3 separate regions of the Mus musculus genome follow, and all the other regions are linked to region 2. Evidence: chromatin loops called from intact Hi-C (ENCODE). Cell type or tissue: left cerebral cortex. All regions are shown on one strand.

The links. Peaks named below come from ENCODE experiments on the same cell type or tissue, not always from the same donor. Only the 100,000 strongest peaks of a DNase experiment are listed, where the experiment ranks them.
Region 1: it touches region 2 in a loop (2.4-fold over the local background); 5 of 42 quality-filtered maps call a loop at or near these places.
Region 3: a loop joins it to region 2, with 2.6 times the contacts of the local background. A loop is called at or near these places in 4 of 42 quality-filtered maps.

What each region holds. Positions count from the first base shown.
Region 1 is chr4:100,905,968-100,913,967 of GRCm38, reverse strand. All of the region lies in intron 3 of Cachd1 (cache domain containing 1), which reads right to left. Among named protein-coding and RNA genes, the nearest start is that of Cachd1, 130 kb to the right of the region's middle. In left cerebral cortex, a CTCF peak has its summit at 3,326; DNase peaks (open chromatin) are centred at 100, 1,781, 3,097 and 3,783.
Region 2 is chr4:100,771,816-100,779,815 of GRCm38, reverse strand. It overlaps Cachd1 (cache domain containing 1), which reads right to left and starts at 3,137. Exons shown (of 27, transcript NM_198037.1): 1 at 2,448-3,137. The coding sequence starts at 2,687. In left cerebral cortex, a CTCF peak has its summit at 3,144; DNase peaks (open chromatin) are centred at 2,305, 2,802, 3,068 and 3,513; H3K4me3 peaks cover 2,649 bases; H3K27ac peaks cover 1,323 bases.
Region 3 is chr4:100,916,809-100,924,808 of GRCm38, reverse strand. It overlaps Cachd1 (cache domain containing 1), which reads right to left. Exons shown (of 27, transcript NM_198037.1): 4 at 6,661-6,767. Among named protein-coding and RNA genes, the nearest start is that of Cachd1, 140 kb to the right of the region's middle. In left cerebral cortex, no CTCF peak of the experiment used is centred here; a DNase peak (open chromatin) is centred at 3,145.

The DNA.
Region 1 (8,000 bases), 130 kb before region 2:
CCACATTTCATGAATATTCATATGCCCACCCATTTCATGAATATTCATATGCCCACTCATTCTGAGATGCCCAGAAGGTTTAACAAACGGGCGCTGACTCATTTGAATGGTTACAAACCACTTGGCATCTAGTGACATCAGAATCACTTAGAATGGATGCTGGAGGTAGACTTTTGGACCCTGCCTTTGCAGACATCAATGTATTGTTTTGGGGGCATGGAATCCGAGTTTAGCTGATTCTGAGAAACAAGAAAGCCCTTCAGAGTTGTCACAACGTTTAAAAATAAGTGGAGAGAATTGCTTTCTCCATGAGCACAGGTGCTCCATAGTATGTCTAAAAGACACGTAAAGACAGAAGGTGTTTGGATTCTGTTCACTGAAGACAGGGAGTCTTTAGATTTGGTTTGGGTCAAGAGCACCCAGGTCTGCCTGTAGTTCCTAGTGAGACATTGCCGTGTAAATTCTGAGCCCCCTTTCACCTACCTATTTCACAGTAGAGACAAGTGAAACCTAGGATATACAGCAAGGGAAGGAAGCCAAGGGGACTTGAATTCAGGACCCAACTCTTTGCTGAGACAAATAACACAACAGTCTGCTTCTAAATGACACAGACGGGAAAGCTCACTGCAAAGGGCTATTCAGGATGGTGTTGGACACACCCTGGCAGGGAACGTCTAGGCTGAGACATCGTCCCTGAGTGCCTAGACAGGGTGTCCACAGTCAGGAGATCTGCTTTGAGCCCCACCCTTGGAGAGCTGATATTGGTAAGGGTCTTTGTAAAATGAAAGCTGGCTTACTGGAAGCCAGGAGAGCAAGGACCTATCATTAGGGGTTTATTTCCTCCTCAGAGCAGATCTCTAAGAGCATTACTGAGAACATCTTCATAGCAATAAAAATGGAAGTGGTTCGCTAACAAGAGCACTAATCCATGCACCTTTGTTGGCCATAAGACAGTTTGACAAGGCAGTGTGTGTCATTATCGTTATGATTGCTATCTCCTAGGCTTCTCCTCTGACTGACACAACCTTCCTTTCTGACCACAGCAGACTCAGCACATGCTTGTCTGCTGACCCCCAGTGTCCTGTGTGCCTTCTCCTCAGGGCAGGCAACCTACAGGCAACCTACATTCCTCCTCAGCTCCTCTCAGGATGGCTTCTCACCCAAGCCCCTACCCAGCCACAACCTGAGTGCAGTTGCTCTACTTTGTAGTTACAATCCTGTGCCTTGTTCCTGCTTGTGTGTGTGTGTGTGTGTGTGTGTGTGTGTGTGTGTGTGTGTGTGTGGCGGGGGTGTGTTTTTTTTGTCTGCATTGTTTTATAATCATATTTAACATACTGCCGTTGTCAGGAAAACTGCATTCAAGGGGGCAAGGCAACCCTCTAGGGCGGTTCCTGTAGTCATTCCCCCAAGACAGCACTTTCTAATATGATCCAGTGGTGATTAGGCTCCATGAATACAACTTTCAGGGACAAGGGAACATAAATAATGAAATGATGCCATCAATAAAAATCCAAAATTAAGATGAGTAATTTCTCTTACTCATGTTAGCGCTTTCCACTCTATCAAATAAAGATTTGTTTGACTGGCAGGAGTGGTGCTTGCTCCCCTTTAATCCCAGCACTTCAGAGGCAGGGGCAGGTGGATCTCAGAGTTCAAGGCCAGCCAGTGCTACACAGAGAAACACTATCTCGAACCTCCCCCTCCCCCCAGAGGGGGGCAAAATGGTTATTACTGAGGAGGGTAATAAGCAGTTATGAAAGCCTGTAAGGCAACCTGGCCCCCGGCAGCTCTTGAATGGTCTTCAGGCTGCGTCAAGTTTCCTTGGAGTCCGTGCTGCGCCTCAGCCGCTGTGCATGCACCCATCTACTTTCAAATTCATGTAAAGCCTGGAACTAGGTCCACCCTGATGCTTTCTTCATTGCCTATGCCACTGATGAGCCAGTCAGGTGAGGAGATGGCTAGAGAAGGTAGAAAGGAATGGAGGAGGAGGAAGTTGGAGGAGGAATAGGGGGAGGAGGAAGTTGGAGGAGGAAAAGTGGGGGGGGGGAGGGGAAGGCGAGGGGAAGGGGGAAGTGTCTGGGCTAGCAGGCCAGCTAGGGGATTATCTCCCAGTTCTCTGCTCACACAGGATCAATGCCTGCTGTTGTCCGGACTCCAAAGCAGCTGAACTCTAAACAGGGGAAGGAAACCTGCTTAGTCATCTTGATCCATTAGTTACCTCCTGACCTAGGAAGAATGGTCACCGGCCCAAAGGCAAGAACACATTTAATGTACATGTGCAAGAAAAGCAATTTATAAAAAGCAACATGCTAGTCACTCGCTCAGATTTGGAGCCCATGGACATGAAGTTCATGGTTGAGATTCTTTATAAAAACTTGTCAGCTACTCCTAGGACTTACCTAAACCAATTTTGCAGGGAGGGGTATTTCAGCGGCTAGTCAGATGAATCCAGGTTTATAGAGAGGTCAAGAAATAGAAAAAAAAAAGCCCATGCATTTTCATATAAGATGCATAGGCGATCAGTTTAAATGGTTTGATTCATCCCATCCTTCATATTTATGACTTCAAAAAGAAAAAAAATCCTACCTAAAACTCCTTTACACCTTGAGTCTTAAAAAAAAAAAAAGATATTGGATTAAATCTGACTTCTCTGCTTATTTTCCTAAGATAAAGCCAGTGCCTAGAATCCAGTTTCTAGAGAAATGACTCCACCTCTCCCACACCCTTAAGAAAGAAAGGAGAGAGGGGGAAAGCCTGCCTTTCGGATTTGCTTTCATGAACAACTGATCGAACTGCTGTCCCGAGGGAGAAAACAGGGCTGTGACTCCCACTTTGATCTCTTCCCCATGGAGAAATTCACTCCCCTGCCTGCCTTGCAAGATGTTCATTTGATTGACGCTTGCTCTGATGTGCAAACTGCTTTGAACTTCAGACATTTAATTCCCATCAGGCTGCAGTCATTTTTATTCTCCTTCAACAGGATTTACAAGCAGGAGATCAGCAAATGTAGAAGATAAAATAAATTTGCAGAAGCTTTGAATCTCACATCAAAACAGTGTTCAAGTGACTTCCAATTGGATTCCGTTCAGCCCCGATCCAGTGTGTAAATCAACTTTCAGTGGAGTCCCGACTTAGAAAGAAAAAGATATAAAGGGAAGACAGACGTACACACCCCTTTTGGGCTTTACTTCCTGAATCTGTATCTTGGTCTTTGTCTAAATTCCCCGGGGAAGGTGATTTGCCAGGCAAATCATTTAGGATCCTGGGTTTTTCTGAACATTTCCAGGGAAGCCGACCCAATTTATCACAGTGCTCACAAAACCCAAACGCCTGGTGTGGGTTCCCAGGGTGGTGGTGAAATGTGGTATTGTTCATGATTATGTTTTTTAAGTCAATGATTTAAAAAGCAAATCCTTGGGGATTTCTCAGAAGAGTAAGGCTTAGAGTTCAGGAGTCCATAAGCAGAGCCAGAGTGATGGCGGCGGAAGGGCTGAGGGGCTTTTTCTATTTGTTTGTTTCTTTTTAATCACTGGTAAACTACAGAGACAAGTGTAAAAGTCTCTCTCTCTCTCTCTCTCTCTCTCTCTCCTTTCTCCCGAAAGCAAAGCTAATATCAGTTCTGATGGGAGTGGGGAGCAAACACAGAGACTCTCAATGGAGCTCTTAGGTCCAGCAGGCCCTGGCTGCCTGCTGCACTGCTGTTTTAAGAGCCACACACAGAGGAAACCATGGCACACACCAATAGCTTAAGGAGTCTCAAGGGAAGGTACAGACATAGGACTGCCTGTGCCTCACACACCCCCTGGCCCCAGTGACAGCCCGTAGTTGCTGGCTCACTGTCACCTGACAGGAGAGGTAGCTCCTCGCCACCATTCAGCCAGGTGCCCGACTGTTCATTGCTTCTTGGACTTGGCTGCTTTCCAAATATTTGAGCAACACCCGTTGAAAAGAACTGAAAACAAGGACTCCTTATCTTCCACTTAACTGCCCATAAGAATAAAGTTAAAACAAGAAAGAGCTAAGATAAAAATCGAACATCTGCATTGGCAAATATTTAAACTCTGAATGGTGGAGGAAAGGGGTAAGAATAAAGCCACTTCAAACAGGAGCTATCGAATTTATAAAGCCATTGATACTCACCTCCCCCAACCGAGCTCACCTAGTCAAACACCTAAATGAATGGGCAAACGGAAAAGCTGTCAAATAACACGCAATCACATTGCAAGAGAGGGGGTTTTCCCTCCATCTCCTCAGAGATGGGAGTGATAAGTCACATTCTTTTTGTTCTTATCAGCAATAAGGATTAAATCTCTGGGGTTCAATAATGGCAGAATAGAAACAAGAGATGGTTTCCAATGTCCTTGGATGGTGGGGCATTCAGAGCACAGGGTGCCTCCCTAAACATCACAGAGAACACTACATTCCTTCCCTACCATTTCCTCAGCACAACACATCACCAACAGGTAGCCTCATTGTGACCTTGGGTCACATATTCATATGTATATAGAAATTGATCATTCTGTGAAAAATGCTAAGCGGTTGGACAGGTGACATCTGGGAGACTTAGGAGGGAAGATATCACCACACCATTTATCCAGATCTTCTTCCTTAGCAGGCTGATGAGAAGACTAGGCACAGGAGAAAAGTATAAGATAAAGGACCATGCTCTGGTAGCACCCTGTGTGCCATTCCATGTCACCTCTGCCCACTGTCCACTTGACCTGCCGTCCCGTAGGATGGCCACACTTCACACTGCTATTTACTTAAACACCCCTCTTTTGGGCTTGGAAGACACAAAGAGGGGGTGCTCCTTCCCTGTACTTCTCTATGCTCGGGGGTCTTTCCCAGGGTCAGACCTATGAGGAACTGGTCACTATCGCTAAGTGAAGAAATATAGGAAGTTTAGAGGTGCATGTCTCAGGCTACCCCAGAGACTGCAATGTGTGTATTTTCCTCTTTCGGTAAATAGTGGACGGCTGTGGGCTGTACCACACAGACATCAAAGACAGTAATCAAGAACCTCAGAGAGCAGGTGACCTTGGAGATGAGCTAGTCCAGCTTTTAGCTTATGTGCACTAAGGGGAGAGGGAGGTCTGCCCAAACCACCCCGTTTTACAAAGGACATAAGCCATGCAGGGTGCGGAGTACTAAGGGCTGATGCGCCTGAGGAAAGATATTAGCCCTGTGGTTGAGGACAGATGCGCACACCATCAAACTGGATGAGAGGTAACAGCCAGAGGGGCTCTCCAACTTAAAAATGCTTTGCAATTTCAGTACCAGAAAGCATACAAAACAGCTTACGGGTTGGTTTTCTGCTGTGACAAGGGCTATTCTTTAAGCCTAGAATGGCCCTCTAACTAGCATCCCCTCGCCCAACACAAACACACACACACACACACACACACACACACACACACACACACACACACACACCAGATTTCTAAAAGAAAAAAAAAATCACCAGACCAATTCTACTTAAAATTCGTAAAAGGCAGAATGTGAAATCCGATACTGGATGCATCGAGCTGTCTATCATCCTTTGGTCAGCACAGGTAACAGAGAAATCTAAAAAGTGAGGTCATTGCTCAGCCCCCTGCAAGTGGATGCCTCTGGAGTGAAGCCCCTTCTTGCCAATAGTGCTCTCACAGATGCAGCTACAAATCCCCACCCCCATCCCCACCCCCACCAGAAATGGCACACACTGCTGCAGAAACACAGTTCTGGCTTCAGTCTAAGAAACAAAATCTAGTTGTTAAAATCTTTATATTCAGCTAATCATTTAAGGAGTCTTTCCACAGCCCTAAATTCTAAGAAGAAACATAATGTAGCAACTCAAAGCACAGGTGAGCCATCCTCGCTGCTATTTCACCTTCAGACAAGTTATTCCATCATTCTAAGAAAAACTCACGTGAGCCAGGCACGACGGTACATGTTTATAATTCTACCACTCGGGAGATAGAGGCAGGAGAATCTGAGAGGTCTGAGCCAGTCTGTGCTACACAGTGAGAGCCTGTCTCAAACAAGAGAAGAAAAGATATAGAAAGAAAATCCCATTTGGAATCAGGAACCCAGATTCTAAACCCACCTCCCAGAGCCCTGCTATACCTCTCTACACTGTTTTCTTCTCTTCAGAATGGAGGGAGGCAAGGCTACACATTAGGCAGAAACAGTTCCTACCCCATGGGACTCAGGAGGTATTGTTACTGAAATACAAATGAATGGAAACCATTTTCTGTAAGTTTCATATTATAACCGAGTAGGTTTTTTTTTAGAAATGCAAAATCTTTGTTGAATTCTTAGGTCAGCTCCAGGCCTGCTGGTACCAATATCCATAAAGCTTGGGTCAGTGCTTACTTGGCCTGCAGGTAGTAACTGCTGAAGGAATTGGAGATGGAAGGGCCGGATAAGCAAGGGCAAGAGACTTGAAAGGGAAGAATTTCCATCCAGTGCTTTGTGGACATAACACATCTTCCTGGGGAAGGAACAGGGCTTGAAAGAAAATTAAACACAGTTGTCAAAGGACCATTTCTTTGGCCTTGTGATCCAGAAAGAACAAAAGAGCAGAAGTCCTCTTCACAAAAACACCCAAGTCACAATGTTTCATTCTACCAGAAAAAGAGTAACAAGAAATTGAACCATGTCTTCATTTCCATGTATGCTACCTTAGAATCAGGCTTGAAAAAAGAACCCGGGTCAGCTGCTATGTCCAGAAATAGCATTATATAGAAAAACTGACACTAAACATTCTTGAAGTGACCTGACCACTATACGTGCATTACAACACACCAGTGTCCCGTATCAAGAGGAATGATTTCATGTACCAGGTAAAAAATATCTTTAAAATAAATGGACACATTTCCTGAACTACTATGCACATAACAGAATGAGGTGCAAATGTTTATGGGCTTAGAGTAGAAAGATGCAAGGGTTAACTAACCCCAATGACTTTTCTAACATCTCCAGTGAGTTATCATCCAAATTAGCAAGTCACAGTCAATTCATTCACACGCAATTCATTCACAGGCAACTCATTTTCCTTGCAAATCTTTAACCTTTATTTTTACTCTTCACAGATTTCCATCCTCTAAGAAACTCGATTTAAAAAATTAGAAGTATCTTATAAAATCCTCCTTGGGGCTGGAGAGATGGCACCATGGACAAGAGCACTGGACCATCTCGCAGAGGACATAGGTTTGGTTTCCAGCACCTACATGGCACTTACAACTGCCTGGAAATCCATTTCCAGGAAACCTGTCACTTACTTCTGGCCTCCCCAGACACCAGGCACACATGTGGTACACATACATATATGTAGGCAGAACACACACACACACTCACAAAAAATGAAAATAAATCTTTAAAAAGGTATTCAAAAATCTCCCTCCTTACCTAAATCTCTAATAAGCCTTAGTGACAGTGACATTGTCTCTCCTAAGACTGTGGACTGTGTTTGTGTTTCCATAGTCTACAGTGCTACTTACACTTTATGTAGCTAGTATTGCCTTGCAGGGTATTATTCCTCTATATTGTTGGGCGTGGGGACATGTCATAGTGCAGAGGTCCAAGGACAACTTTCTGGAGTTAGTTCTCTCTGTCCATCTCACATGGGTTCTGAGACTTAAACTTAAATTGTCAGGCTTATCAGCCTGACACCGTTTGTCTTTCTGTGAGGAACAAATTGGCCCCACTGATGGACATCTTGTCTCTTCACTATAGTTATTCTTCATTTCCCAATGGGTTCTCTTGACCAAATCATGAGCCCTATTGCAATCTGATTTGTTTGAAAACTTAGTGCGTATAGAAAGTGCTCTCCTACATGACTTGGAAGGAATCTCCAGGCCCCAGAGCACCTATCTCCCTTGCACTGGGCTTCAGCTCTGCCTTCCCCTTTCCCTAAGGGCTTGCTTTATGGACACCTGCTCCTTTTCTGCTCTGAAATATTCATCTCCTAGACCAATGTGCAAAAGTGTGGTTCAAGGCTCACGTTCTGTTCTACACCA
Region 2 (8,000 bases):
AATTTCAGCAACAAAACAACTTAAAGGTCTGGAAACTGGCCTTGAGAATTAACAGGTCTACAGATCTCATAAAACACCAAGGTTAAATAAAAGGAGTCAACACCTTTGGGGAGAGGGGAGGGCATGCAGACACTTTCTTCCTGCAGAGGGGGGGAAAAAAGAAAAAAACCTTGTTGCCCCAACCATCCAACTCAACTTAAGGGCATTTGTCGCCGACTGAGTCTCTATCTGTAGAATCCACATTCTAGAACAGAGGGTACATTGCCTTCATTTTAGGCAACTGGCCCACATTTACTTCAGATACCAGACATCTAACTAGCACTGGATGTATTATGCACAAGTACTTCTCCCAAAGCTGACAGTCTGGCTACTTTAAAGGGGGTTCTTCTCACAATTTCCCAGATAGGAGCAAGTGGCAGATCAATGTATATAGTTCAAGAAGGGGAATTTAAATACAGTAAGCACCTCTCCTTTGAAAAAAGGAGAGAGGCCACTTTACATTTTGCCAGACAAAACCCTGTCCACAGGAGGTCCGTTTTCCCAACGGGGTTGCAAAGGTGTTAGAGAGGGGCCAATTGGAAAAGAGATAAAGGGCCATTTGGGCACACACACACCCACCCCACCGACTCCAGCTTTTTTTTTTTCTTAGTGTTTAAAGTGTCTCCCCACCTGAATGACAATGCGTCAGGATCACCTTTTGTCAAGGACCAGGGTGAGAAACCATAAAATTGCTGCCAGAATCTTAGAAATAGCAAGCCTTTAAGATTACAGGAAGGGGGGGGGGGGTACCATCCCTCGTCCTGTCCTAGGAATTGAGTGAAGATGGCAAAGGCGACCTAATCCTGAAAGCAAAACTTCAGGTGGCACCATTTGAAATCCCTTTTGTGAAAAAAAAAAATCCTCTGTGGGAAAACACGGTTCTGTTTGTTTCTAAATTAACGCATTCACCAAGGCAAAGCAAATCTAGATGATTTTACTGCCTCCCAAAGCCCTCCATCCCTAGGTCAGGGCGCCAGCAACCAGAAAATGCACATGGAAGAAATTAAAACTGAACCTAAATCAAGACGAGAGTAGGAAGCAATAGAAAAATGCATTTTAAAAGAGTAGCTGTTATCATGGAAATAAAGAAAATCCCCCTCCGCAGCAGGTCCGGGCTGGATTTCTACAAATAAATGTAAATTTACCCTCCCAGCAAAGCAATCTCTCCACCTTAAAAAAGCTAGGGCCGAGGTGAAACTTGTTTTAAGCATACTGCATGCAGCCTCTTAGGGGGCCTGGGTGGAAGTAGGTTTCTGGGCTCTTTTTCTTTTCTCTCTCTCTCTTTCTCTTTTTCAAGAAAGCCGTCAGAAACCTGAATCCCAAAGAGAAGCAAAACATCTCGCCCGTAGGAGGTGGAATGGTCACTCTAGGTTCGAAATCAGAAACCTATTTTGACACCACATTCCTGAAAACTTCGGCCTTTCGAAGGCCAGTCCCGCCACCATTATTACGGGAATGAGTTAGTTGTCTGGAGCACTAGGCTGTTTCGCTGGCTTGGTACTCGGAGTGTCATCTCATCAGTTCCTAATTGAGTGGGCCTTCTTCGCCAAGAAGATGAGAATAACGGCGCGATAGGATCTCCAGGTGGTTGCTGTCTAGCAATTTTTACAACTGTGGGTTATTAGTAGCATCGTCAGAAATCCTTATCAGCCAAAGGCAATTAATCTACAACCCTAGGGAAGGCCAAAAGACGCAGGGGGAAAAAAATGGAAACCCTATTCACCTTGCCCTTCCCAGCGAAGGCACACACAAACCAGAAATTACACAGCGGACAAGAGGCGACCAATGGCCGCAAGAGCGGAAAGAAAAAGAGTCCCCAGAAGGACTGGAGCGGGGGATCCGCCAGATCAGCCCCTCCCCTCCCCCAAAGCGGCAGGGCAGGGAGAGCGAGCCCCGGTTGCTGGGCCGCCCGGACCCCAACAGTCCTGCGGCCCAGGCGGACAATCTACCTTCGCTCCCTCGCCCACTCGTGCGCCTGGTCTCCAGGACGCTGGGAGGTTTCAAGAGGGTGGAGTGGGGGAGCCTTGGAGAATGCCCCGAGCCGGGCGGGACCGCTGCCTAGGGATGGGAACACAAAGAGGAAAGGGGAGTTTGCAGGAGTGACGAGTGAAAACAAATCTGCGAAGGAAGAGAGTGCAAACTGGGGAAGGAAGCGCGGATAGAGCAGAGAATCCCCAGCCAACAAGAAAGGAGCCGGGGCCGAGAAGAGGGGGAAAGTGGGTGCGGGGCAGAGGCTCTGCAGAAGAGGGCAGCGGCAAATGAGTACACGGGACAGAGAGCACTGGATGTGGTGAAGTCTGCAGGAACCGAGAGGTCCCACAGCCCGCTTGGGCACTCCGTGCAGCGGCCCAGGGCTCTGCGCAGCGGGAGAGCGCTGCAAGTGAGGCGGCGCGAAGGGGGTCGCTTACCTGCATGGTGACCACCCCCAGCTCCTCGGCAGCCAGCCTCCGCATCTGGCTCGCCAGCACTTGCGCCTCGTCCAGGATGGAGAAGTCGGCGTCGGCCACGGCGCCCAAGATCCAGCATGCCACAAGGCAGAGCAGCCAAAGGGGCGGCCGCGGGGCCCCAGGCCAGCCAGGGCAGCGAGGACAGCGGCGGACCACAGCGGCCGGCCTTACGGTCTCCTCTTCCTCCGGCTCGCGGGCCATGCCGCCTCCGGCCACTCCCGCCGACGGGATTCGGGCGCTGGCCGCGGGAGGCGCAGCCCGCCAAACTTTCCTCGTCTCCTGCGCTCTCGGCTCCACGGCGCGGCGGCTGTAGCTGGAAAACTTAGGGGGCGCCCGGCTGCAGCGCGGGCGCGCGGGCGGCCACCATCGCCCGGCGGCAGCGGCTCGAAGACCGCGGCGCCCGCAGGCCGGGCGGGCGGCTGAGAGCACCGGCGGAGCGGCGCCGCCTTCGCTTTCCCGAGTCCCGGCGCAGCCCGGAGACGGCGGCGGCGCCACCAGTGTAGGCGCGGCGAGGCGACCGGGGCGGTCTCCCGGCGAGGAGGGAGAGGGAGGTTTAAAAGACCGAAGTGAGAGAAGAGAAAGGAAAGAAAGCGGCGGGGAAAAGGGAGGTGTCTGGTGCCACCACGCTGCGCTCCGGCTCCGTACACTTCCCGGCTCCGCCGCTGCCGCTGCAGCGGTGATTTATGGAAAGAGGAGGGAGGCGGGGAAAGTCCCGCGCTCGCCCCTCCTCTCCCTCCTTGCACGGGGCGACGCCCTGGGACGCTGGGGGCCCGGGATACTGGGGGACCTCGCTTGCACAGGACCCTTCTGGCCTGAGAAGGGGATCATTTGAGACCTTCCCATAGCTGGCCACGCGACCGCCCCCACCCCCTGACTCGGCCCGTGCAGGAGATCTCGGGTCCCAAGTGTTACAGGTTCCACCCACCCACCACCCAAAGTCCCTTTTAAGTTCGAGAACTCGGGCTTTCTGCCTGACCCAGACCTAGGAAGGGAGCAACTGTCTTTAGAGCTTTAACTCCCTTTCCTCATTTTTTATTAGTAACAATAGCTCGCCCTCGTGGGCACAGCGGACTTGGTTTGTAACCAGCTATCATGTGGCCAGCACAATACTCTGAGGTCTACATTCAGTGTGTGTGACTCATTATCCTTTAATCCCAGGACGAGGCTAAGAGGTTGTATCTTGATCCTGAATTTTCAGGTAACAAACTCCGAGCCTTAGGGAGTTGCAACAAATAGCTGAAGGTCACCCAGGGATAAGCTACTGACCCAGAGTTTAAGCACAAGTATTACTTTCAGGCCTGTGCTCTGACCTTCCACTGGATGTTTCTCTCTCTCTCTCTCTCTCTCTCTCTCTCTCTCTCTCTCTCTCTCTCTCCTCCCTCCCTCCTTCCCTCCCTCCCTCCCTCCCTCCTGCCCTCTCTCTTTGTGTTTGTGTGTATAAATCCATCTGACTCCATTACAGGCAAAAATAACAAATAAAAAATAAAAACGAAAACAAAGCTGAAGTTGAGCTCATAGCATCCTCCTGCTTTCATAAGCATGGCAGGTATGGCTCCTGAGTACTGGATCAGGCTCTCTGAGAGCCACCATAGAGAAACAAGTGTGTGCTGCAGGGCGAGTGTCCCTGTATAAAGCATTCATTCACTTTCCTATAGACTATGAATGTGCTGCTTCAAGAGTCCTAGAAACTACAGCTATGGGTAGGCAAATGTGAGGGGAGGGGGTAACTGAGAATGCCCCCCACCATACTCTTATGTTTGAGTACTTGGTCCCCAATTTGGGGCTGTTTGGGAACAATTAGAAGGTGTGGTCATTTTGGAGGAGTGTGCCACTAGGGATGGTCTTTGAGGTTTAAAAAAAACATTCTGGAGAGATGGCTTAGCGGTTAAGACCACTGACTGTTCTTCCGAAGGTTCAGAGTTCAAATCCCAGCAACCACATGGTGGCTCACAACCATCCATAATGAGATCTGATGCCCTCTTCTGGGGTGTCTGAAGACAGCTACAGTGTACTTATGTGTAATAAATAAACAAATCTTTAAAAAAAAATTCTCAGTTAGCTCTCTCTGCCCCAGGACTGTGTCTGGACACGTGAACTCTCAGCTACTGCTCCAGAAACATGCCTGTCTTTCATCATGCCCCCCCCCCCACATCCCCTCTATGATAGCCATGGATTCTAACTCCCTGAAACCATGAGCCCCAAATAAAACATTTTATTTTATGAGTCGTCTTGGTCATGATGTCTTATCATGGCAATAGAAAAGTAACAAATACAACAGGTTATAGGGTTTGCCTACGTTAACTACCAGAGGCGGAGCAGGAAAACAAAACTAGTTATTCTTTGCTTTACTTGATAGTAACGCCTTCCAGTTTCTCTCTTTGATTTTTAAGAACTCAGTCATAGCCAGGCAGTGGTGGCACAAACCTTTGATCTCAGCACTTGGGAGGCAGAGACAGGCAGATTTCTGAGTGTGAGGCCAACCTGGTGGTCTACAGAGTGAGTTCCATGACAGCCAGGGCTATACAGAGAAACCCTGTCTCAAAAAGAAAAAAAAAAAATCTTAGTAATAAAAACTGAGCTTCTGAGCTGAAGAAAGAACTCAGTTAATAAGATGCCTACTAGGTGCAAGCATGAGAACATGAATTTTGATCCCAGCACCCAAGTAAATACTAGGCATGATGGTGTTTCTCTGTAACAAGGTGTAGGTGAAGGGACAGCAGAGATGTGTGGACCCAGCTTAGCCAACCTGAGCTCTGGACTCAGTGAGAAACCCTGTCACAAAAAAAAACCTTAAGTGGAGAGTGACTGAGGACAACACCCAAGGCCGACTTCTGTCCTCTGCCCTCTTCTACCATCTCCATCAAGCACAGGATACACACCTGTGCAGCTTCTCTCAGAAGCATCCCGAGGGCCTATCTTACCTCACTGGGATCATTTCCCTAATTTTTTCTTTGCCCGTTTCTATGGTTTCTGTCCTTTTAGCATGTTTTCATTGGGCAGCACCTGTAACAGCCCTAGCTTGGCAGGGCCATCATCTACTACTACCTGTGCTATTTATGATGTTTGTTTTACTAGGGTGGGCTTCGTGAATGCAGAATCCTGTCACCTCTACACCATTTGCATAGGCACATAGTATATCCTGGAAAATGCGGTAAAGAGCCTGTGTGTTTGGACCTGTTGTTGCATCATGGGATATGCATGCTACTCTCTCATCTCCACAGGTCTGAAGTACCAGCGTGAGCTACAAGGAAGCTCCTGAGTTGGTGACTCATGTATACCAGAGTTCTGGCACTTAGCTCAGTAAGTTCTTAATATGAAAGAAAGAACATGTGACTATTCTCATCTAACCAATGGGGGAAAGCCGATAGTTAAAGGCTGGGGCTGGAGAGATGGCCTAGCAATTAAGAGCACTGACTGCTTTTCCAGAGGTCCAGAGTTCAATTCCCAGCAACCACATGCTGGCTCACAACTATCTGTCATGGGAACTGATGCCCTCTTCTGCTGTGTCTGAAGACAGCTATAGTGCACTCATATACATAAAATAAACAAATAAAAATAATTTTTAAAAAAGGTTTAGATGGTAGTGTCAGTGTGCACCCTGAGTCTAGTGCAGTGATAAACTCCACAACCCAAAGGAAATTGAGGAGGAGGAAAGAATTTATTTGGCTTTTCTATTCCAAGTTGCAGTCCATTGCAGCAAGCCAAGGCAGGAACCTGGAGGCAGGACCTGAAGCAGAAGCCATAAAGGGGTGGGGTGCTGCTTACTTGCTTGCTCCCCATGGCTTGCTCGGCTTGCTTTTTTATAGAACCACTTGCTCGGGGTGGTCCAACTCCTTCTGCAGGAATCATTAATCAAAGAAATGCCCCAATAGACTTGTCTACAAGCCAATCCGATGAAGGCATCTTCCTTTTAAGATTGTTTTCTCCTGGGCTGGTGAGATGGCTCAGTGGGTAAGAGCACCCGACTGCTCTTCCGAAGGTCAGGAGTTCAAATCCCAGCAACCACATGGTGGCTCACAACCATCCATAACGAGATCTGACTCCCTCTTCTGGAGTGTCTGAGGACAGCTGCAGTGTACTTACATATAATAAATAAATAAATAAATCTTAAAAAAAAAAAAAAAAAAGATTGTTTTCTCCCACCAGGCAGTGGTGGTCCATGAGTTGGAGGCCAGCCTGGTGGTCTACAGAGAGCTCTAAGAAAGCCAGGGCTACACATCGAAATCTTGTCTAAAAACCCTCAACTCCAAAAAAGATTTTTTTTTTTCCCCAATTAAGATTTCCTCTTCTCAGGCATGTCTAGGTTTGTGACAAGTTGACAAAAACAAACCAGCACACATATCTATTGATCAAAGTGTGTCACTTGGTAAGCACCTAATCCTTAATGTTTTCAGTCTCTATCAGCGAAGTTATCTGTGCACGGACCCCCAAGTCACCATTAAAGAGGCTTTCTGGTAAGGCAACTAATTAGAACAAGACAGGCAGGAAGGCAACATCAAGCCAGTAAAGAACATCTGTAGCAAAATGTTTGCTACAGCAAATCTTTCTTTATTCACAAATATTAAGGTATACCAGGAGGGGAGCCATATGCCCACAAAGCTACCACTCTAGGGGCCAAGGTCAGAGGACTACTGTGCCTGGCAGTGAACTGTATAGGAAGACTACAACAACAGCAATAATTAGGGTTGGGGGGGTCATGGCAACCATAATTCCATATATTTCTCTCTCTCTCTCTCTCTCTCTATATATATATATATATATATACATACATATATATGCATACACATGTATGTATACATATATGCATATATGGTCATGATCATAATGCATGTGCGTATATATGCTTATATATACAGATATATGTGACACTATAGTTTATAGATATACATTTCTGTACATTTGCATATGGATATATTTAGTCTTATAAATATGCATGTATTATATATATTTATGTGTGTGTGTGTGTGTGTGTGTGTGTGTGTGTATAATTTATATATGTGTGTGAATGCCCAGTGGTATACCAAAAGTGGGAACATAGATTTGGTTCCCATGAGTCCTCTCCACAAAGCAGAATTTCTCCTAGCCTCTGTTTCTATACCCATACAATGTGAACTGTACTGCCTAGGGTCCGTGTGGTCAGGTACATAAACAGTCATCAGCATAGCCTGTAGGAGCTATGAGAGAGAAAATACAGTAAGCTCAGAAAGCCAACCAGAGAGAAGCAGGAGGGGACTTCATACAACCTGTGTCCTGACAGGCCACCACCCAAATCCAAACTAATGTGACTTCCGGATGTTCTCATTTCAAATTCAGAAGATGTGTTCTTCCCTTGGGTTACAACGTAACACTAACGATCGGGTTGAACCATTCTGTCTACACAAAGAAGATATGATTAGGTGTGTAGCTATTTGAAATGATGAAAAAAGATAACAGAAATTGCCATACCTGTTTAGAGAGGAATAGATGAACTTCATCCATCTCTATTCACTGTGGACTTCATCTGGTGGCCTTCTC
Region 3 (8,000 bases), 140 kb before region 2:
AGGTAGAAAGAAAGAGAGACCAACCATGGCCAGACCATGGCCACGTGGAGAGACGGGGGAAGGGAAAGAGAGAGAAGGAGGGCTAGAGAGTAAGAAAGGTGAGGGTTAAAGAGCGAATGCAGGGTTTCTACTACGTAGTTACTAGGCAGAATCTGCTAAGACTGACTGACTATTATTTTATGCATTTTGGTGGCCTTGTGAATACTAAGCAAGCTATTAGCCTGCTAGCGGTTATCTAACAGACAGTTTTTATGGTCCAGATGTGTCTTGATTTATGATGGGGCCATGTCTCAACAAACCCACTGTAATCTGGTGGCTTACCTAGCCCAGGAACTCAGTAAAGGTAGAATTCGTGTTGTTTTCTCTTGAGACAGTGATAGACTGGCTGGGAGTGGCAGTTCTCTGCCATTGTGCAACATGAGGAAAGACCATCGCATTGCACACTGTTGCTGGAGAAAAGACACCCAAATCCCCCCTCAAAAAAAAGACTGTAAGGTCAAGCCACTGGGAGCTAGGGACCATCTGTGTTAGAAAGGGAAAAAAAAAAAAAAAGCCACAGTGCACAGGGAGTCATTGTCATTGACCACTGAAGGAAGCCCTGAAGTCAGCAAAGTGAGAAGAGTCTACAGCCTCAGGGGCCCACAGGCTCTGAAGCCCACCTTGTACCTCCTGCACAGTGTTCATCTCTAATGACTTCTCAATGCCCCTCATACCCTGTCAATTCTGTATCTCATTGAAGAATACACCATTACCAAGATCAGAGTTTGCAACTTCAAATGCTCTTTAAATCAAACATAATAAACTCCAGAGACTCGTCCGTTCAGTAAGAAAGACCAACAACACCTCCTTCTGCTCTCGGCTCAGTTGCACAATTCAAGAGAGCAAGAGGCAACCTTCCTTGGACTCTTCAAATAATTTCTCTTTTAGAGATGAGGCCATGCACAAGAAAATAGCTCAGCAGGAATTTGAAAGAAAAAAAAAAGAGTGAAACACTAGAGATAAAAGCAGGAAAGCACCATAGTATAACACATGTGCTGCCAAACTTCAGTTATTTAAATGGAATCAGGGACAAGCGGTCAATTTAGAAAGCAGAGATCTGGAAAGATTTGTTCTAAGGAAAAGAATGCACATACGTGTTGGATGGAGGGATATATGACCTCGTTTTGAATAAATAAATCTAAGAATGGTTTATAATTTATGTGAGCCTATTTCCAGCTAGTCTGAAAGGCAATCTAAAACTGTGTTATCAATTAGGAGCCCACTGATGGATTATATACAGTCTGCAAGGGCCTGGGGCTGGACATCTTACAGATGTAAATATCAGACATGCGATAGCCTCCAGAGCACATTAATTCTGTTCTGAAAAGGGGGCACGGGCTGCAGAAGGAGGAAAAGGGGGAACTCTGAGGTCGCCCTTCACCCTCTACCACGCCTCTCATGTTACAAATAAGTGCTCAAGTATGTGGACTTTGGGACGCAGCCACCACCTGGTAGAATGTCACAAAACTTCAAATGCAAGCCAGCCAGCGCTTAAATACCTAAATATTGCCAAAGGCTGCTTGTAAACTGAACTGTGCCAACCCTGCTGAGAACAACTCTTGCCAGGAAGTAGGCTCTACTTGAGACATGCTCGAAGAATGACCAGAGTTCAGGATCTCGTCTTTAGCTCCATTCTACTTACGGCCACCTCCATCCTGATTTTCAGACCCTCTTATATATCCCTTAACAACAAACAGTGAAATGAAGCAGCATTTTGTAGGAGTGGTGAGGTTCCACCCAGTGCCTGGACCTTGGCAAGTGTGTGGCTACTGAGCTACACCCCCAGCCCTTGCAGGGTTAGCTGATGATTTATCTAAGTGAGTTTTACTCTAACCCCAGTAAAGAAAGGTAATCCCAGAACAACAGACAGTCTCTACACGCTCTGATTTCCACTGTGTGATCCGGCTTCATAGTAAGATTCACTTGGAAGGGGTCTTAGGGTGTTATTGCTGTGATGAGACATCATGGCCAAGGCAACTCTTAGAAAAGAAAACAGTTAATTGGGGCTGGCTTACAGTTTCAGAGGTTCAGTCTACTACCATCATGCCAGGAAGCATGGCAATGTGCAAGCAGACATGGTGCTGAAGGAGCCGAGAGGCCTACATTTTGATCCGAAGGCAACAGGGAGAAACTGTCACATGGAGTGTAGCAGCTTGAGCATAGGAGACCTGGAAGCCCACCTCCACAGTGACACACGCTTCCTCCGACAAGGCCACACCTACTCCAACAAGGCCATATACTCCTTATGGGCCAAGCACATTCACACCCATGAGTCTATGGGTGCCACATCTATTCTAAGTGCAACAAAGGGAACATCGTGAAGTTCCAGACCCTATGATCATCCATCTATCTATTATTATTATCTATTATTATCTATGTATCACTCTATACAGTTGCTCTTCCTTCACTCTTTCCACAGTGACATCTCTTCATTCCACATCTCCTACCTCAAACAGAGGAGGCCCTGGTCACAATCTCTTCTCTGCAACACCAAATCCAAACGTGCGGCAAATTTTCTCAACGTAAAAAAATCCCCTTGATGCTTATAAGCCACCACTATTTTTTTCTAAGCAAACCTCAGGAGTTCATATGAGCACTGCCTCTAGGTCCTTTGCCTCATTTCTGAAAGCATGACTTGCTCCAGGACCTGCCTCTCACCCTGCTCTGCCATTCTGTCCCATAAACTCCTGGCCTGCCACCACATCCTATGGCTGTCTTTTTAACCCTTGCTCAACCCGAGAAACTCAACACAGCTGTTCTCTATTCTGTCCTGAAACAACTTGTAACTTGCTTCTAGCAGGGTTTGACTTCCAACCCCACCTGCCCCTAGACTATCTCTTTTCTAACACCTTTCCTGCTTTCCTTCATGTTCAGAGTCCTCTAAGTGACAAGAGACCCCCAGATTCTATCTCTGGGGCTTTTTTCTTCTCTAGTCGCCTGCTACATGATTATAGTCAGATGAGACAGTTGCTAGCTAGACACAATGAATTCCAAATTCAAAAATCTATTCTGTCCCTGTCTCTCGACTCCAGACTTGCATAAGCAGCTATGAGATCCTTTTCTCTGAGTATCTGCTAAACACCAAGACTTTACGCTTACAGAGATCCTAATCCATTCTTGAGTCATAGTCCCAAATTCTACCCATCCGTTCTCCATATGCTCTCTACCGCATTCAGAGCAGTAGCTGAAGTCCTATAATGGCTGGTGAATCAAGGATTATCAGGATTTGGCCCCAAACCATCTGACCTAATGCCCTGTTCCATGCACTAGGCCCCTTTCACCCTACCACAGCCACACTGGCAGCTCTGCAGTTTTTGAGCATAAACAAAACTCAAAGCCTTTGCCTTGGATCCCCTTCCTGCAGTTCTGTCCATCATCTGCAAGGCCTACTTATTCAGATCTCATCAAGGAGCCCCTGTGTAAAGGGGTAAAGTCCCAAAGCTCCAAACATCAGTAATCCCTATGCTATCTCCAAGTTATGTCTGCCTGGTCAGGCATGCTCTCATCTCTTTTGTGTGCCCGTAACAGAATACCACCCATTGAGTGCTGGGTATAAGTGACAGAAGGCATTTTGGAGATTGGGAAGTCTAAGATTCAGAGGCTGCATCTGCTGAGGGATTTCTAAATTGCAGCATTGCAGTCGGCATCACATGGGTGAGAGATAGCAGGAGGTAGGACTCCAGCTTTTTGATAATCAGCATTAATCCATTTATGAGGGTAGAGTCTCGTGACCTAAGGTTTGGGATGGGGGTCGGGAAGAGATGGGGACAGCACAGTCAAAACGAAATAGTATTTACCATTGCTTGGTATACAGTTCTTGTCTATTTGTTTATAATCTGCAACTCTCAACCTCTAAATAAGCTCTTTGTTCTGTTTATACCTTCTGGCCAAGTATTTATCATGCGGCAGGGTGTTTAATACATTCTTATTGAATAAAGTCCAGCTATGTATATTTATTCTAGCTAGTGGCTAGGTGGCAATGACTTGGAAAAATTGCTTCTGTATTATTCAGTAAGAAAAAGACATGGTGCTATTATTATTAATGATGGTGCTATTATTATTAATGAGGGGGCTAGATCCAAACAATGAGCTCACTGTCAGAAACCATGAATAGATAAAAGATGGTAAGGAAATGGGGGTGAGGCCCTGGCTGTGGCTGCTCCCAGATCTGCCAGGGCTTGGTCCTTCACTGAGGTGGGAACCCTAGCAGAGGCAACGGAGAATCAATCTAGGCTCTGTAACTTCCTGTGTGCATGACCCACCCTCATTCTTTCCCAGTTTGCCCTAGTGTGTGTACATAAATAGTATGCATAGGTATACATGCATGCATGCAAGTATAGATGGGTGTGTGCATGAGCCATAGCACAACACAGAAGTCACAAGGTGTCAGTCCGACCTTCTTTGAGAAGGGATATCTTTTCATTGGCTGTTGCTGTCTGGCCTGTGACCTTCAAGAGATTCTATTTCCAACACCCATCTAGCTTAGGATTCTAGATATATATGACCACACTTGACTGCATGTAGGCTCTGGGGATTCAAACTCAGGTCTTCCTGCTTGTGTGGCAAGTCCTTTTTCCTATAAGCAAAAGCCTCAGCCTGTCCTTTCTAGTCCCAACCACATGACCAGGAAGTAATGAATGCTCCTTAGAAACTCAAAATCAGCCTGAGGATCTAGTATCAGAGACATGCTAACAAATGTGCTGTCTACCTAAAAGGCAGAAAAATTGCATTTAGAAACAACTTTCTCTTTATTTGTGCATTCAACCAATAGTGACTTGAAGATGTGTGGAAACACCTGAGTGTCCAAATGATAGAGACCTTTGCTTGTTATTTCCCCAAAGAATGCAGTGTGGCAACCATTTACATAACATTTGCGTGATATTAAGTATTATAAGTAATCTGGGGATAATTTAAGGAATATGAGAGGAAGCACAAAAGCTGTATGTAAATGCCATGCTATTGTATAAGGACGTAAGCTTCTGCAGATGTTTGTGTCCACAGAAAATATCATAGAACCAACCTGAGGGGCTACTGTAATCTGGAATTCCCTCACTTCATTTATCTTTTCTTAATTACAAAAACAACGTGTACTCAGATTGAAATTACGACTACTCCATTATCCTTAAAAGGTAATTGTTAAAATTATGAAATGGGATTCTAGGTCTTATATAAAGGGATACTGTACTATTTTTCTTTAATAATTCAAGTGGGAACCTCAAGTCAGTGTGACTTTTAACACTTTTGAATCACAAACAATGCTAAGCTACCCTGTGTGTTTTGGGGGAAAGACTTGCACCTGATTCTGCTCACAGGCTGTTATTGCAACGACACATGTTGTGCTACTGAGCACTCATGAGGAGAAGCACTGAGGATCACCCGTGGGCTCTGTGGCCCGTGGCAACTTTGCAATCTTCCACAGCTGACCTTCTCCTCCTCCTCTATGCCTTCAGAGGGCTTTCTTTTAATGAAAACTACTCTCATTTAACTTCCTGTGTGGCAGTAAACCTCACCTGCTCCAGAAGACTTCCAGACTCTCTGACCAAATAAAAATGATTGAATATGTGATGTGCATTGGCTCAGAGTACGTGCTTGGCAGAGGAAGGCTGGATCATTTATCTAGCAGTTATGGTTTCATTCTCTCCAAGAAGCTTAAAATGTACAACCCTTTCTTTTTAGACCCAACAGAGTCCCTGGTTTGTGTACACAGTTCCCAAAGACTACAATCTCTCCCCCAGGCAGAGCCTGGATGAGGTCCTATAAGTAAATACTCTGGTCTTCTGGCTTCTCTCGAGTTTTATGTGTCTACAAGGGACCTGGTGTTTGGGAAATGTAGGCCTTCATGCTTAAAGATCAGATCCATCAACTTCCCAGCAACATGAAGGCTTAGGACCTTTCTGGACCTCGGTAAAATCTGAAACTTGAAGCTGTTGTTATTTCAGAAAGCTGTCCTAGTTCTTAAGTGGGGAAGCCTCTAGCTCTTGAGATCTCTCAAGCAACATGCACAAGGGTGCACAAGAGAAAACAGGAGAGAAATTTGGAACAGAATTTTGAGGTCAATAGAGGAGAGGCATCTTGGTATTTCAGAATTGGGAGCTGATATGCGAACAGAGTTCCTAGAAGCTACCACCACTGAGTATAGTGGAGTTCCAGAGAGATAAAGGAGCAACCGCAATCTCAGCCTATAGTGTGATGGTGCTGACTCTATTAGTAGACAACTCTCCTCATTGCTTATCTACAAAACCCTAAAACAAACGTAAAGAATACAGATAGGAAATGCCAAGAAAAGTGAACACCTCCTGTTACTACAAAAGCTGGGTCACTGACATGGCCTTTAAAATAAAGAACGTAAAAGTTCCATGGAATGATAAAATGTATCAAGGAGCCTGGATCAGTACTTGAGCACCTTCCATACATATGGCTGTTTAATATATGCTTAATACATGCCTACTTGATGATCTTCCGTTCTTTCCTACAGAGTTAACCTTCTCAAGAAACATATACAATTAAGTAGATGATATTTTTCTTTAAAATGGAAACAAGAATGCTTGAGGCAGTACATTTGTTCAGTGTGAATATGTGGGGTGCAGTTTACCTTAAAAAAATGAAAAACCAAATACTGACCCGAATTTAAGTCTCGTCCTGGGTTGAAGGCTCGGCTGTTCACGGTAGTAGAGAGTCGATCGCAACTCACTGTTCTTGATACATTGGTGTTGAAGTTCCCATCAAACCTAAAACAACAGAAAAGGATTAGCAGTGTGTACCTGGTGAGTTTCCCATCTAGTAAAAACCATCCATAAAAGTATTCATTCATTTCATGTATGACTAGGCCAGCCCACAAGCAGGAGAATGGTGACTTAACAAGAACAACCAAAAATTTTATTCTAAATAATGCTGAGAAAGAGGAGTACCCATAGCTAGAAGGCTTAGAAGTCAAGTTCAAACGCTAGGAAATTAAAAGAGAACTGACCTTTAAAAGCATTTTTTACTCAATGAACTTGACCTATTACTGTTGATAAAAGCATGTGCAAAGAGATGACAAGATTCAGGCTTGAGCAATGATGCAGTTGTGAAGCAGCTTTTCACTGTATTGTATCTGAGCACCAATGGCCAAGTCTAAGGACAGAACAATAAATGGACATACAAACTGTGGTGTAGAAATATCTTTCTCCTGTCACTCCCAAATAAATGTCTGACATTGAGAGACATAGTCAGTTTTCTTAACCTGAAAATGAAGAAGGAAGGAAGGAAGGAAGGAAGGAAGGAAGGAAGGAAGGAAGGAAGGAAGGAAGAAAGCAAGCAAGCAAGCTTACTTTACAAAGATTTTTTAAAAAGGGTTAAGACTAATGTGTGGACATGCTTCTCTTGGTACCTGATTCAGAACTGGCTCCTACCCTGTCATCATACATAGAAAGCTAAAGTCTCTTGATTTCTTGTAGTAGTTCAACGTTACTACTAAAGACAGAACAATGCTAGTACTCACACTGATCATGGGCAGAGCCAGTACCAGAAAACATTTGCTCCAGAAAACAATAATGTGAAAGAATATACTCGGAAACACATCTGTAGTAAGACTTTTCCTTTAAATCCAGTTATATTGTCTGAATCTGTTTTTGTTTTAAACCCAGGTGTGGGATATGAGGCTGCTTCCGATTGTCGCCAGCAGCTGACAATGATTCGTCTCATACTCTGGCAGAGCAGTGATTCTGCTAGCTGAAGATAGGTTTACATTTGCAATTCTGGGGACTTGTTGGAGGGTATAAAAATGTCAGAGCCTCAAGAGGGTGTGAGGGCCGCTTTTCTCCCTGCTGTTGCTGGGTTGGTCTTGAGCAGAGAGACAAGAAGAAATTGGCTATCCTCATAATGAAGACCAACACTGCTCAAAGGAAATCAATGCCCCTAAACAGAAGGAAGTAGTCTAATGAGATCGACTCCCCCTTTCACCTCTAGTCTTCTTTCTCTCC